2 separate regions of the Homo sapiens genome follow, and region 1 is linked to region 2. Evidence: chromatin contacts called from ENCODE Hi-C or POLR2A ChIA-PET data. All regions are on one chromosome and are shown on one strand. The core of a region is the stretch at or near the end of the contact, and the rest is flanking DNA. Distances in the headings are between cores, read along the strand shown. Region 1 holds the start of LONRF2 (LON peptidase N-terminal domain and ring finger 2). Region 2 has its middle 55 kb from the start of LINC01104.

Region 1 (5,940 bases), core at 2,913-5,412, 60 kb before region 2:
CTATATATTTTTTAAAATTTTAATTTTTGAGTACCTCTCTTTAAATCGACACATATTTAAAAGCAGCCCCAATGAGGTATAATTGCAATACAATAAGATGCATATATTTAAAGTATATAGGCCAGGTGCAGTGGTTCATGTGTGTAATCCCAGCACTTTGGGAGGCTAAGGCAGATGGATCGCTTGAGCTCAGGAATTCGAGACCAGCCTGGGCAACACAGTGAAACCCCATCTCTATAAAAAATGGTTTTTGTAATAAAAAAGTATACATTGTGATAAGTTCTGACACACAAATACACCCATGAGAACATCGCCACAATCAAGGTAACAAATGTATGCATCATCCCTAAAAGTTTCCTCATGGATCTTTGTAATCCCTCTTCCCATCCCCACATGACCACTCATGTGTAGTGTAGATTCTATTAGTGTAGATTCACTCATACTTTCAAGATTTTTTTTTTTTTTTTTTGAGGCAGGGTCTCACTCCTGTCGCCCAGGCTGCAGTGGTGCAATCATAGCTCACTGCAGCCTTGACCTCCTGGGTTCAGGCGATCCTCCTACCTCAGCCTCCTGAGTAGCTGAGACTATAGGCATGTGCTGTCATGCCTGGCTAATTTTTTGTAATTTTAGTAGAGAAGGGGTTTCACCATGTTGCCCAGGTTGGTCTCGAACTCCTGGGCTCAAGCAATCTGCCCGCTTTGGTCTCTCAAAGTGCTGGGATTACAGGCATGTGCCACCGCACCCAGCCTAAGATTTTTGTATAAATAGAATAATTTATACATACGTACTCTATCTTGCTGTATTATTTCACTCAGCATAATTATTTTGAATTTCATACATGTTATTTGATACATTAATAGTTCATTCCTTTTTATTTCTGAGTAGTTTTCAATTGTGTAGAGAAATCATAATTTGTTCATTCACCCGTTGAAAGACATTTGAATTATTTCTAGCTTGGGGCTGTTACAAATAAAGCTGCTATGAAGGTTCATGTAGAAGTGTTTGAATGGACATATGCTTTTATTTCTTTTGGATAAATACCTAGAAGTGGAATGGGTGGTTAATATGATAAGTATACAGTTAACATTTTAAGAAACTGTAGTCCAAAGTGGCTGCACCATGGTACACTCCCACTGACAATGTGTGAGAGTTCTGCATATGCCCTGTATTTGCCAGCACTCAGCATGGTCAGCCTTTTTAATCACAGACATTCCACTAGGTGTGCAGTACTAACTGCTTGGGGTTTCATTTGCATTTCCCCAGTGGCTCATAATGCTGAGCATCTTATTTGCCATCAATATGTCTTCTGTAATGAAATGACTGTTCAAATCTTCCACTCACTTTTTAATCCAGTTCTGTATTTTCTTATTGAGTTCTTGGATTTCTTTATATATTTTTGGTTCGTACTTTATCAGCTATGTGATCGGCAAATATTTTCTCCTAGTGTGTAGCATGTCTTAGCAGTGTCTTTAAAACAGCAGAAGTCCTCAATTTGATCCAATTTATTGATGTATCAGTGCCCTAGAAGGAATACTTTTAAATTGGGATTTGTTTTATGGCTCTAAGATGTTCTATATCGGTAAATGTCCCATGTGCACTTGGAAAGAATGTGTATTCTGCTATTGTTGGGTGGAGTGTTCTATAAACATCAATCAGATTGAGTTGGTTTGTAGAATTGCTCAAGTCTTCTATAGCCTCACTGATTTTCAGTATACTTGTATTAATTGTTGAAAGAGGGGTGTTTTATTTTTAAGTTCTGGGGTACACGTGCAGGATGTGAAGGTTTGTTACATAGGTAAACGTGTGCCATGGTGGTTTACTGCACCTATCAAACCATCACCTAGGTTTTAAGCCCCACATGAATTACTTATTTTTCTTCATGCTCTCCCTTCCTCGGTCCCACCGCCGACAGGCCCCAGTGTGTGTTGTTCCCCTCCCTGTGTCCATGTGTTCTCATTGTTCAGTTCCCACTCATAAGTGAGAATATGCAGCATCTGGTTTTCTGTTCCTGTGTTGGTTTGCTGAGGATAACGGCTTCCAGCTCCATCCATGTCCTTACAAAGGACATGATCTTGTTCTTTTTATGGTGAAAAAGGGATATTTAAATATCCAACTATAATTATTAATTTACCTATTTCACCTTACAGTTCTATCAGTTTTTGCTTCAAATATTTGAAAGCTCTGTTATTGGGAACACACGCGGTTAGGACTATTATGTCCTCTTGACCAACTAACACCTTTATCATTATGAAATGGCTGTCCTTTCTCCTAGCAATGTTCTTGGCTATGTAATAGACTTTGTCAGCTATCAATATAGTCACTCTAGATTTATTTTGCTTAGAGTTAACTAGAACATCTTTTTCCATCCTTTTACCTTTACCTTATTTGTATTTTCATATTTAAAAGTTCTTTTTTGGTAGGCAGCATATATCTGGGTCTTCCTTTTGACAATCTTTGCCTTTTAATTATGGTATTTAGACAATATTTAATGAACATTAACCGATATAATTGGGTTTAAACCTGCCATCTTGCTATTTGTTCTCTATTTGTTTTATCTAATTGTTTCCTTCCTCTCTTTTTATGCCTTCTTTTGGATTAATAGAGTTTTTTTTAACAATTTCATTTCATCTCTATAGGCTTTTAAACTATAGCTCTTTGTGTTATTTAGGAGGTTGCTTTAGGGTTAGAGGACACATCCTTAACTCATTACAGTCTTTCTTAAAGTGACATTATACCATTTCACATATAGCATTAGAACCTTACAACAGTATCCTGCCATTTCTCCTCTACCTGCCTTTGTGTTATATTTGTGATATATTTTATTTCTATGTGTTATAAACCTCACAACACACTAACATTTTTGCTTTAAACACTTCTGGCTCTCAGCAGGCATACCTCCGGCAAGCTTCTTTCTGTTCTCTTGCTAGATATTTGTCTAAAATAAGAACAAATAGGATCTGAGATCATAAGGTTTCACAATCTTTACTGTATGGTCTGTGCTCTGAAGCTTTTTCCCCATTGCTTCCTGATTGTTGGTTGTGAATTTGATGGATAAATGACCCTCAAATATAAGTGAATTGTTATTCTATAAAGAAAGCAGATAAAAATCCAAACAGTGATTGAAAAAGTGAATTTGAAATAATTCAGTAATGAAAAAGAGACCCAAACAGTACACTGTTATCAATTAAGTTAGGTAGACAGCTGGGGGAAATCCTTCATGGAAAAGGAGGTGGGTACTCTGCATTTGTTTATTGTAGAACTAGAGGGCTGGCCAAAAATTGCCCCTTTTTCCCTTTTAGGAACTGGTCTAAAATGTTCTCTCACTTAATGAGGCATTTCTCCTTTCCCAAAGCCAGATGTGGTCGAGGTATTGTATATTTTCTTTAGCCAGCAGTTTTAGATGTAGAAAAACCTCTCCAATTTTTTAAAAAAATTTATTCTTGAAATATGAACAGTAGTATGAATTCTAGAATATTGTAATGCATTTTATTGTATTCAAATACACAGGATAAAACAGATACTGTGACGACAGGAAGAAGGGAGCAGGCTACATAGGAGAAATACATAGGCTATATAGGAGAAATTATGAACCCGGTTAATACGCACAGAGGATTTTAATTTAAACCTTGCTTGTACACCAACGGAGCGTTTAGCTCCCTCTCCCCAGCAACTTATGTCTGCAGTACTCCATACTAGGGCACCCTTTCTATTTCTATTCTAATTCTATTAATTAGAATTCTATTTCTAATTCTATTTCTGCTTCCTAATCAAGGGCACAATACAATTGTCCACTTCTCGAATCCCTCCTCCTCCTGGTATCTGGTTCTCTTGGCCCTCCACGTTCTCTGTTAAAATGAGTTCTCAAAGGCCTCAGCCTAGAGTTAAGAGAAGAAGCTCGCTGAGGCGGGGCCTCTGGGTGCCCACTTCAGCCTCCCCAGTCATTTAGGACAATTTCCTAAGTCGAAGCTAGAGATGCGTGATGCGTTTGGTGACTTTTCCTGGGTTCTTGCTTAAGCGGAGCCACAGGTTGTGGGGGCGGCCAGGCCTCTGGGGAAGAGCAGGTGCCGCGGTGCCGGCGCGCCAGCAGCCCGCGGCCAAGGCCACCTGCTCCCAGGGCCCCGGCACCTCTGCGGGGAGGCGGCAGGCAGAGGACGCGCGCGCAGTCGCGCAGGAGCCCTCAGGCGAGTGGGGGAAGCATCGCAAGAGACGCGGACCTGGAGCGCGGTCACTGCGTTACCGCAGCGACCTGGGTTACCTAAGCCGGCGGGACTGAGAGGCCGCTGCGCGTGGGCAGGGGCTCAGATTGCGCCCGCGGTGCCTGTCCCGGCCCCCACCCCGGAACGATTGCAGCCCTGCGGGGCTCGCCGCCCACACCGCGCTGAGGACGCTGCCCAAGCCAGGCGCCCGCCCCCGCCCGCGGTCTCAGCCGCTCGCAGCGCGCCGCCCCCAGACGCGCGTGGCTGCTGGCGAGGGCTGAGACCGCGCTCCCGCCGGCCAGTTCCCAGCAGCAGCGCATCCTCCCTGCTCCGCGCCTTCGCTCCGGACCCGCGTCGTCGCAGCCCCGCGGTGATGAGCCCCGAGCCGGTCCCGCCGCCGCCGCCGCCCCAGTGTCCTGGCTGCGACCGCGCGGAGCCGATCGCCCAGCGCTTAGAGGAGGGCGACGAGGCCTTCCGCGCGGGCGACTACGAGATGGCAGCCGAGCTCTTTCGCTCCATGCTAGCCGGGCTGGCGCAGCCGGACCGCGGCCTGTGCCTGAGGCTGGGGGACGCGCTGGCCCGCGCCGGCCGCCTCCCCGAAGCCCTGGGCGCGTTCCGCGGCGCCGCGCGGCTCGGGGCGCTGCGGCCGGAGGAGCTGGAAGAGCTGGCGGGCGGCCTGGTGCGCGCCGTGGGCCTGCGCGACCGGCCGCTGTCCGCGGAGAACCCGGGCGGCGAGCCCGAGGCGCCCGGCGAGGGAGGGCCGGCCCCGGAGCCCCGCGCGCCCCGCGACCTGCTCGGCTGCCCGCGCTGCCGGCGGCTGCTGCATAAGCCGGTGACGCTGCCCTGCGGGCTCACAGTCTGCAAGCGCTGCGTGGAGCCAGGGCCCGCGCGGCCGCAGGTGCGGCGCGTGAACGTGGTGCTGAGCGGCCTGCTGGAGAAGTGCTTCCCGGCCGAGTGCCGGCTGCGCAGGCTGGCAGGCCAGGCGCGGAGCCTGCAGCGCCAGCAGCAGCCGGAGGCCGCGCTGCTCAGGTGCGACCAGGCCCTGGAGCTGGGTGAGTCGGCTGCGGGGCGGGTCCGCCTCCCCTACACCTGTCCGGCCCAGCAGCGGGGTGGGGAGCTGGCCGGTGGGCCCGAGGCTTTGGGCTTTCGAGAGCTTTGTCTAGGCTTAGGGGTCACTTTGCTTCCTAAGGATGGGAAGGTGAAAGGTGGGGGCGGCCACACCCTGCAGCCAGGAGAGGCCAAGTGCACCCCACTGGTTTTGTCTTTTCCAGGATGCTGGTAAGTTTCCCGCGGCCCCCGGAGCAGCTCTGTAAGGTCCTGTAATTGCTTTTCGGCATCTTCTGCGCTGTTGAGGAGCGGGGAGGATGACGAAATATTTTTGCTCATCCTGAAGGAAAATGCACATAGCTGACACACTACAGGCGCAGAAAGGGGTGCCTTGTGCTGGGGCAAGATTTGCTTTGGGTTTCAGCTAATATAGCCAGGAAGGAACCGCCTCCACTCTGCTGTAATCACGTCAAACGCTCCGGCTCTAGCCTGCTCTCTGTCTCAGAGGCCATCATTAGATGTCATGGCGTATTTAACTTACTAGATAGTTACACTGACTAGTGTGTGTAGTTTTAAATTGTTCATTCAGTCATTTCCTTATTTATCTGAGGCCTAAGGCCAGCAACAGGCACTCTCCTGCCTTCACCCAGCCACCACCTGTTAACACTATTTAGCTGAAAGGAAGACCAAACTTCTG
Region 2 (5,913 bases), core at 1,715-4,214:
ATGACACTTTGTCCCCAGTAGAAAGCCCTCAGGTCTGGAAACCAAGATGTGCTGACTCCAGCTCCCAGAAGCCAACTTGGAGCATCTGTGCTTCCCATGCCCTGAATTCTGAGCTCTGCAGGTTGAAATGTCTGGGTTTCCAAAGGGAAATTTTTCCCTGGGGACACAGCGACCCAACCCCTCACTCAAACTCAAAGTAAGGGAGTGAACTGCTAAGGTCACAGACTAACCTGGGCCTATGCTAGGCCCCAGGCCTCCTGGATCCCTGCCTCTGGCCGGACCACGGTCTCAGGCAGGACCACTGCTTCTGATTCACACAACTGCCGCCAATGCCCTTTCACAGAGCGCATGGCCTCCGAAGGGTGGAGTCAGGCCAGGCAGTGTGGGAGCGTCCAGAAGATTCAGCACAGCATGCGTGAAGCGAGCACCTGCACCCAGCTGACACTCCCTGTGGGGAGGGAGGGCTTAGGGCTGGGGAGAAGGAGAAGGGTGGGTGTGTGTGTTGGGAGATGAGAGTCAGACATTTCTCCATGCCCCAGGGCCCTTTTTCTTCCTCCTCCCAGTCCTGAGGTGGGGGCTCTGACTCCTAGCACTATGCATACAGTACCCTTATTTCTAGGGGAGGAGGTGGAGATCCCTGCAGTCTGGCTAGGGAGGAGAGTGTGCTGTGTCTCACACCCTTCCATACCCAGGGAGAGTGAGGGGCGTGGTATTCCACACACCCCTGAGACCTAAGATCCCTAACATGGGCCTGGTGGCACACACTGTGGCCTGAAAGAGCAGTCGCTACTGCTCAGCAGATAACCAAGGTGCCAGCTGAGCGGAACCAGCCTCACAGGCCTGCAGAGGCTCAGATCTGCATGTTGGCCCAGACCCCAAAAATGGAACGGTAGGGTGCCCTCAAACCCATGCTCAAGGGTGCACAGGTGCCACCTGCCCCCAGATGCCGCCCCACCTGGGAGATTGTCCCTCCACTGTCACTGTGTCATGATGAAATCTTCAGAAGCCTGGGGATGTGGGGACTGGCCAGAGGCATCTGTGCCCCCAACACTCAACACAGTTCCTGCACAAAGATGCTTGTGGAAGGAAGGAGGGAGGGAAGAAGGAAGGGAAAGATGGAGGCAGGAGGGAGGGGAGGAAGGAAGGGCGGATTCTACTAGAGACCTTCTCTCATTCAGTGGTTCGATGCCACAGCCCACCATAAGGCTGTGCACGCCCAGTGTCTCGCTGGATGCTCATAGCTCAAGGGGCACTTGGGGGTGCTCCAGCCTGGGCACCAGAAGCTCTGCTGGGGCTGCATCTGATTCACATAACTGCAGCCACTGCCCTTAACTTTCCTCCATCGCCTTTGCTGAAGTCAGGATTCCAGCTGAGCCCCGTTCCTCCCTTGCCTCCCTCCCTGCCAAGATTTCTCATGCGGGCCTCTGAGGAGGTGGAGGCCTGCACCCCGCTATCAGGGAGCTCGCAAAAGTGAGTTTCCATCTGCCGAAGACCACCATGCACCCCTCGGTCCGAAAAATGCCACTGACTGACATGACTTTAGAATCTGGGAGTGCTGCACACTTGGTGGGGGAGGGGGAGGGAAGCCCCTTCTAGAAGGTCTGGGCTCTCCCTGGAGACTCTGATGAGGGTCTGAGGAAGTGGGATCCATCCTGTGCTGGCTGCTGTTTCCAAGACAGTCTCAGGAACAGCAGGATTGACTACTGTTTGGGTGCCAGCAAGAGCAAGGAGGGCTCAGCATTTGGGGATTCGTAGCAAAAGAGGGGTGCAGCAAAGCGGCTCTAGGGCACGATTGGTGAGGAAGCAGTGCTCACTCAAGGGAGATCATCCTGGCATTTTCCAGCTATAGGTTGACCCCGGGAGAAATGGCATTTTCGGCGGATGCTGCAGCTGGCTTTATCAGAGTGTGTCCTCCCAGCGGGATTAACAGCTAGGCTGCTTTCTTCTCTTTTCAGTCCAGGCTGATTTTGACTGTCACAGAGAAAAGTGTTCAAGAAGATGTTGAAGAAATATTCACCCTGACTGCAAATCCCCACACTGAGAAGTATTCCTTCTATTTACTTTGTACCTCCTATAATAACAAGGACAGCCTTCTTCACATGGTTGTCATGCAAATGCCTATAGAATAAATGAATGCATGCAAGAACGAATGAGTTATATGTTTTAAATAACGTTTTGGTTTTTTTAAAAATGTGCTAAATGTTTTAGGTATGTTAACTCCTTATGCCAACCTTATGAACATGTCATAGGACAATCTATTGTTATCCTCATTTTACAGATAAGGAAACGGAGGCTTTGAGGCATTAAGGCGCTTGCACAAGGTTGCAGCAAGTGTGGAATCGGGACCAGAAGACAGACAAGACAGGTTGGTCTGACTCCAGAACCTGCAGGCTGCGATGATACAGCTCAAGAGTGACACTGCTCCCTCAGAAGCCTGTGCCACCTCTTGTATTTCGGTTGTTTATTATTTTACTTTTTTATTATACTCCAGGTTCCTCAAAGGCAAAGGACCCTGTCCTAATTCATCCCCCCATTATCTTGCACAGAGCTCTGCTTGTAGTCTTTCATGGATACTTGATGATTCAATGAATAAAGAAGAAAGAGAGGGACAGAAGAGAAGGAGAGGATGGAAGGAAGGAAAGGAGGGAGGGGAAGGAAGGAGGGGGCTGTCATTTTGGTCAAATTTCCTTCATAAGGACAAGAGATGGGTAAGGCGAGCCCTTGTCTTTTGCGCCACCTGCTGGACATCCTCCAGTACTGCAGGGGACTGGAGAGCCCGGGTATGAGCTGCGAGCAGGATTTCCCTGCTTTCCAAAGATTTGGGATACATCAGCGACGTTGACAAGGCTTCGCTGAGAACCCAGGACGAATGGCTTCAAGACGACAAACCATAGGCCATATCATTGTGAAGCAGGACCACCCTAGATGTCTCTCCACTGTCACATGCCCTAGGCAGAGTTGGACGTCCCTCTGTCAAAGAGGCCAGTTGGAAGATCCTGTTGTCAACCAGCTCCATTTCCCCGCTGACCTACATAGCTACCCTTCTTCATCTCCGCTTGATCTTCAGGTGGCGCTGTGTCACACACTCTAGCTTTAAGTTTCTCTGTGCTCAGGCCTCTTTCTTGAGTGGCTATTACTTTAAAATATTTTATATTTAAAGATATTGGAGACCTTCACTTAAAGGAGCCCTGGAATGAGTCCTTTTATGAAGCCAAGGACCTTTTCACAAAGCCAAAGGATTTACCTTTATTGTACATTTAAAAGATTTTTTACAAAATCCTGGACACAGCTGTATAAATAGTAAAAGAGGATGAACTGATTATCTTTTACTGATCATGGTGAAACCAAAATCACCTAGTTTCACAGATATGTGGAAGGTTTCTCCTGGAGTCTGTAAGAGTGACAGCAGGTCAGAGAATGGATTAAGAGTCTGGGGAAATGAACTCTTGGGCAAACTTGCTTACTAGATACAAACCGAGTATAGTGCTCTGTCCTTCCCAACAATGGTGACAGCGGCCGCAGCTCCTTCCTCAAAAAGCCTGTTTTCATGCTGCTTCCTCCATTTACAGGGAAGTATCAGTGGTTACCACGCCAAGGGAGAGTGGCTTTGTAACATAGCTTTGGAAGCCTGAGTCCTGTGTCTCTGCCCCTTTGTTAGGTGCTGTAAGGTGAAGACTGTAGGATTTGAGTCATATCTAGTTTCAGATTTTGTCCCCAGCCCTCACTAGGTGTGGTTCAGTTAACCTAAGCTCACTAAACTTCACTTTCCTCACCTGTGAAATGGGATAACAAACTCATCTGCCAGGGTTATTCTGAGGATAGATAAATTCATGTAAACATAGTAAGCTCCAAAGAAATGGTAGCTGTTATTATCCCGAGTGGAGATGGGTGAGGCCTCTAGTAATCTATATCTTCATTCTCTCCTTCCTTCTAGGAATACGCTCAGCTTACAAACTACAGTTCCAATGGCCAATACGATAAAAGGAAGTTATTGGGTGAAACCTCAGGAAATGCTATTGAAGGGGAAGCTTATGCTTCTGACAGTCAGCCTCTGAGCTTTCCCTCTTCTTTCTTTTCCCTGCCTGGGACTCAGGAGTGAGAGGGGAGCTGAAGCAGATGTCGTGACCATGATGTAGGCTTGTGGAGAAATGCCATGTTTTAGGACTGGTGAAGCAGAAGACAGAGTTGGGGTCTCTCATGACATCGTGGGGCCTCCCTAGCAGCCCTGGACCACCTGCTTCTGAGAAATTTCAGATTACATAAGAGAAAGACACCCCTACCTAGCTGAAGCCCCTGTGACTCGGCATATGTTGGTAGCAGCCACATGCAGTTCCTCACCGGCTCACACATATTAGTGGGCGGCTTTAAGGAGAGACCTTGTCACACTCTGGCCCTCGCTGTCTTTATAAAATGTGGCCATGACTTTGATAACCCCATGGGCCCTCCCAGCTCTCACATGACAGCCCCCCATTTCCCCCTCCTGAGTCTGGGGGTGACTCAGTGCAGAGTTTCCTTGGTCTCATCTGTCTCTCTCTCTCCTTTCTCTGCGATGCAGCAGCCTGGTTGGGGCCTAGAAGGCTTCAGGCCAGCCATCCAGATCACCTGTTGCTGCCCCTCCAATGTGGCCCGAAGGGGTCGCTCTCAGCGCACCTTCAGAGCTGGAGGGTCCTTGTGGCCAGCAGGCTAGGTGGACATTGTCCCTGCAAGCTCAGCCCCGCCCTTCCCATTCCAAGCCGCCTCTGTTGCCTCTCCTCCTCAGTGGAATGAAAGCAAAACTTCAGCAAAAGACAGCAATTGGAGAATTGCTTAAATGAAGAAGAAATAGCAGTCACAGCCCAATGTCCATCAAGTGGCTACATTTGGAATTGGCCACATGGGGTCACTGCACCCTCAGGAATGGAGGGACTTCGGCAGGGTGCCTCTGTCTCTGAAGCATGGACTGGAGAAAGCTGCTGCCTGTGGAAGGGATGGGAGATGCTCCTTTTCTGCAAAGTTGAGCTGCCTGGGACATGCTAAGTCCCTCCCCACGGCCAGGCGGGAAGGCGCTTAGTGTAAGGCCTTGAACCAGAGAACAGTCTTCCAAAATATTACTCTTACCGTGATTTTCATTGTTATTACAGGATTTTGGAATTCCTACGTACTCTTTTTGTTGTTGTTCACAGCTGATGAAATCTGTAGATCCTCTCTGTAAAAAGGTGTGAATATCAAATGCAATAAATCCAGGTCCTGGATGGTGAGTGAGTTTCTGGCTCTGTCTGCTGGGTCTGCTGGGTGCATGATGCCAGGTAGCGTGGTAGAGTCAAAGGACTGTGCTGCAGGCCCCAGGCCTGGGTTTAAATCTTTGCTGGCTAGGTGACCTTGGACAAGGTGCTTCACTTCTTGGAGACTTGAAAGCCTTATTTATAGAATGAGAATTCTAATATCTACCTTGGTTTGGAGTTAATGTATATGGAGCGCCTATCAGTGCAAGGCACATAGTGAGCAATTAGTACATGACCATGCTCTTCTCGGGTTAGGGAGCCCAGGAAGAAGAGAGGCTGGGGAGAAGGATCTGAGCTCAGCTATATGTTCAGATGTAAGTTCTCAGTAGCCTGGGAAAGGCAGGTGCAGGTGGAGCTGGCTGTGAGCTCAGGAGACCTGAGGCTGCCACCTAGGGTGAGATACAGCTGCAGGTATGGGCATCAGCAGGTAACTGAAGCCACTATAAGTGATATATGCCAGTGCCTCTCAAGCCTTCACACACTCAGAAGCATCTGGGTTCACTGAAACACAGATTGCTGGGACACCCAATCCTGAATACTATGTGGTTGGAACCAGTTCTTTTAAGATGCACAACACAAGGCCTGGACTCACTGCTGTCTGATGCCTGGTCTAAAGCCAAGGGGGAACTTCAGAATTTCCATTTGGTTTGGA

The links. A loop is a pair of places that touch in the nucleus more often than their neighbours do. ChIA-PET counts read pairs that join two places held with the same protein, here RNA polymerase II (POLR2A). Pooled maps may share reads with other maps.
Region 1: a map of Calu3 shows a loop between it and region 2 (9-fold over the local background). The contact joins the promoter of LONRF2 here to the enhancer-like site in region 2. A Hi-C loop is called at or near these places in 6 of 168 maps with a recorded cell type or tissue (A673, Calu3, K562 and 2 more) and 14 of 50 pooled maps. POLR2A ChIA-PET finds 5 or more read pairs at or near these places in 4 of 52 experiments (HEK293T, OCI-LY7 and WTC11).

What each region holds. Positions count from the first base shown.
Region 1 is chr2:100,320,723-100,326,662 of GRCh38, reverse strand. LONRF2 (LON peptidase N-terminal domain and ring finger 2) reads left to right here and starts at 4,162. Exons shown (of 12, transcript NM_198461.4): 1 at 4,162-5,248. The coding sequence starts at 4,570.
Region 2 is chr2:100,259,869-100,265,781 of GRCh38, reverse strand. No RefSeq gene overlaps it. Among named protein-coding and RNA genes, the nearest start is that of LINC01104, 55 kb to the right of the region's middle. Within about 2 kb of position 2,964, at least 2 of the 41 ENCODE cell types and tissues checked have a DNase peak (open chromatin) inside an H3K27ac peak, as active enhancers do.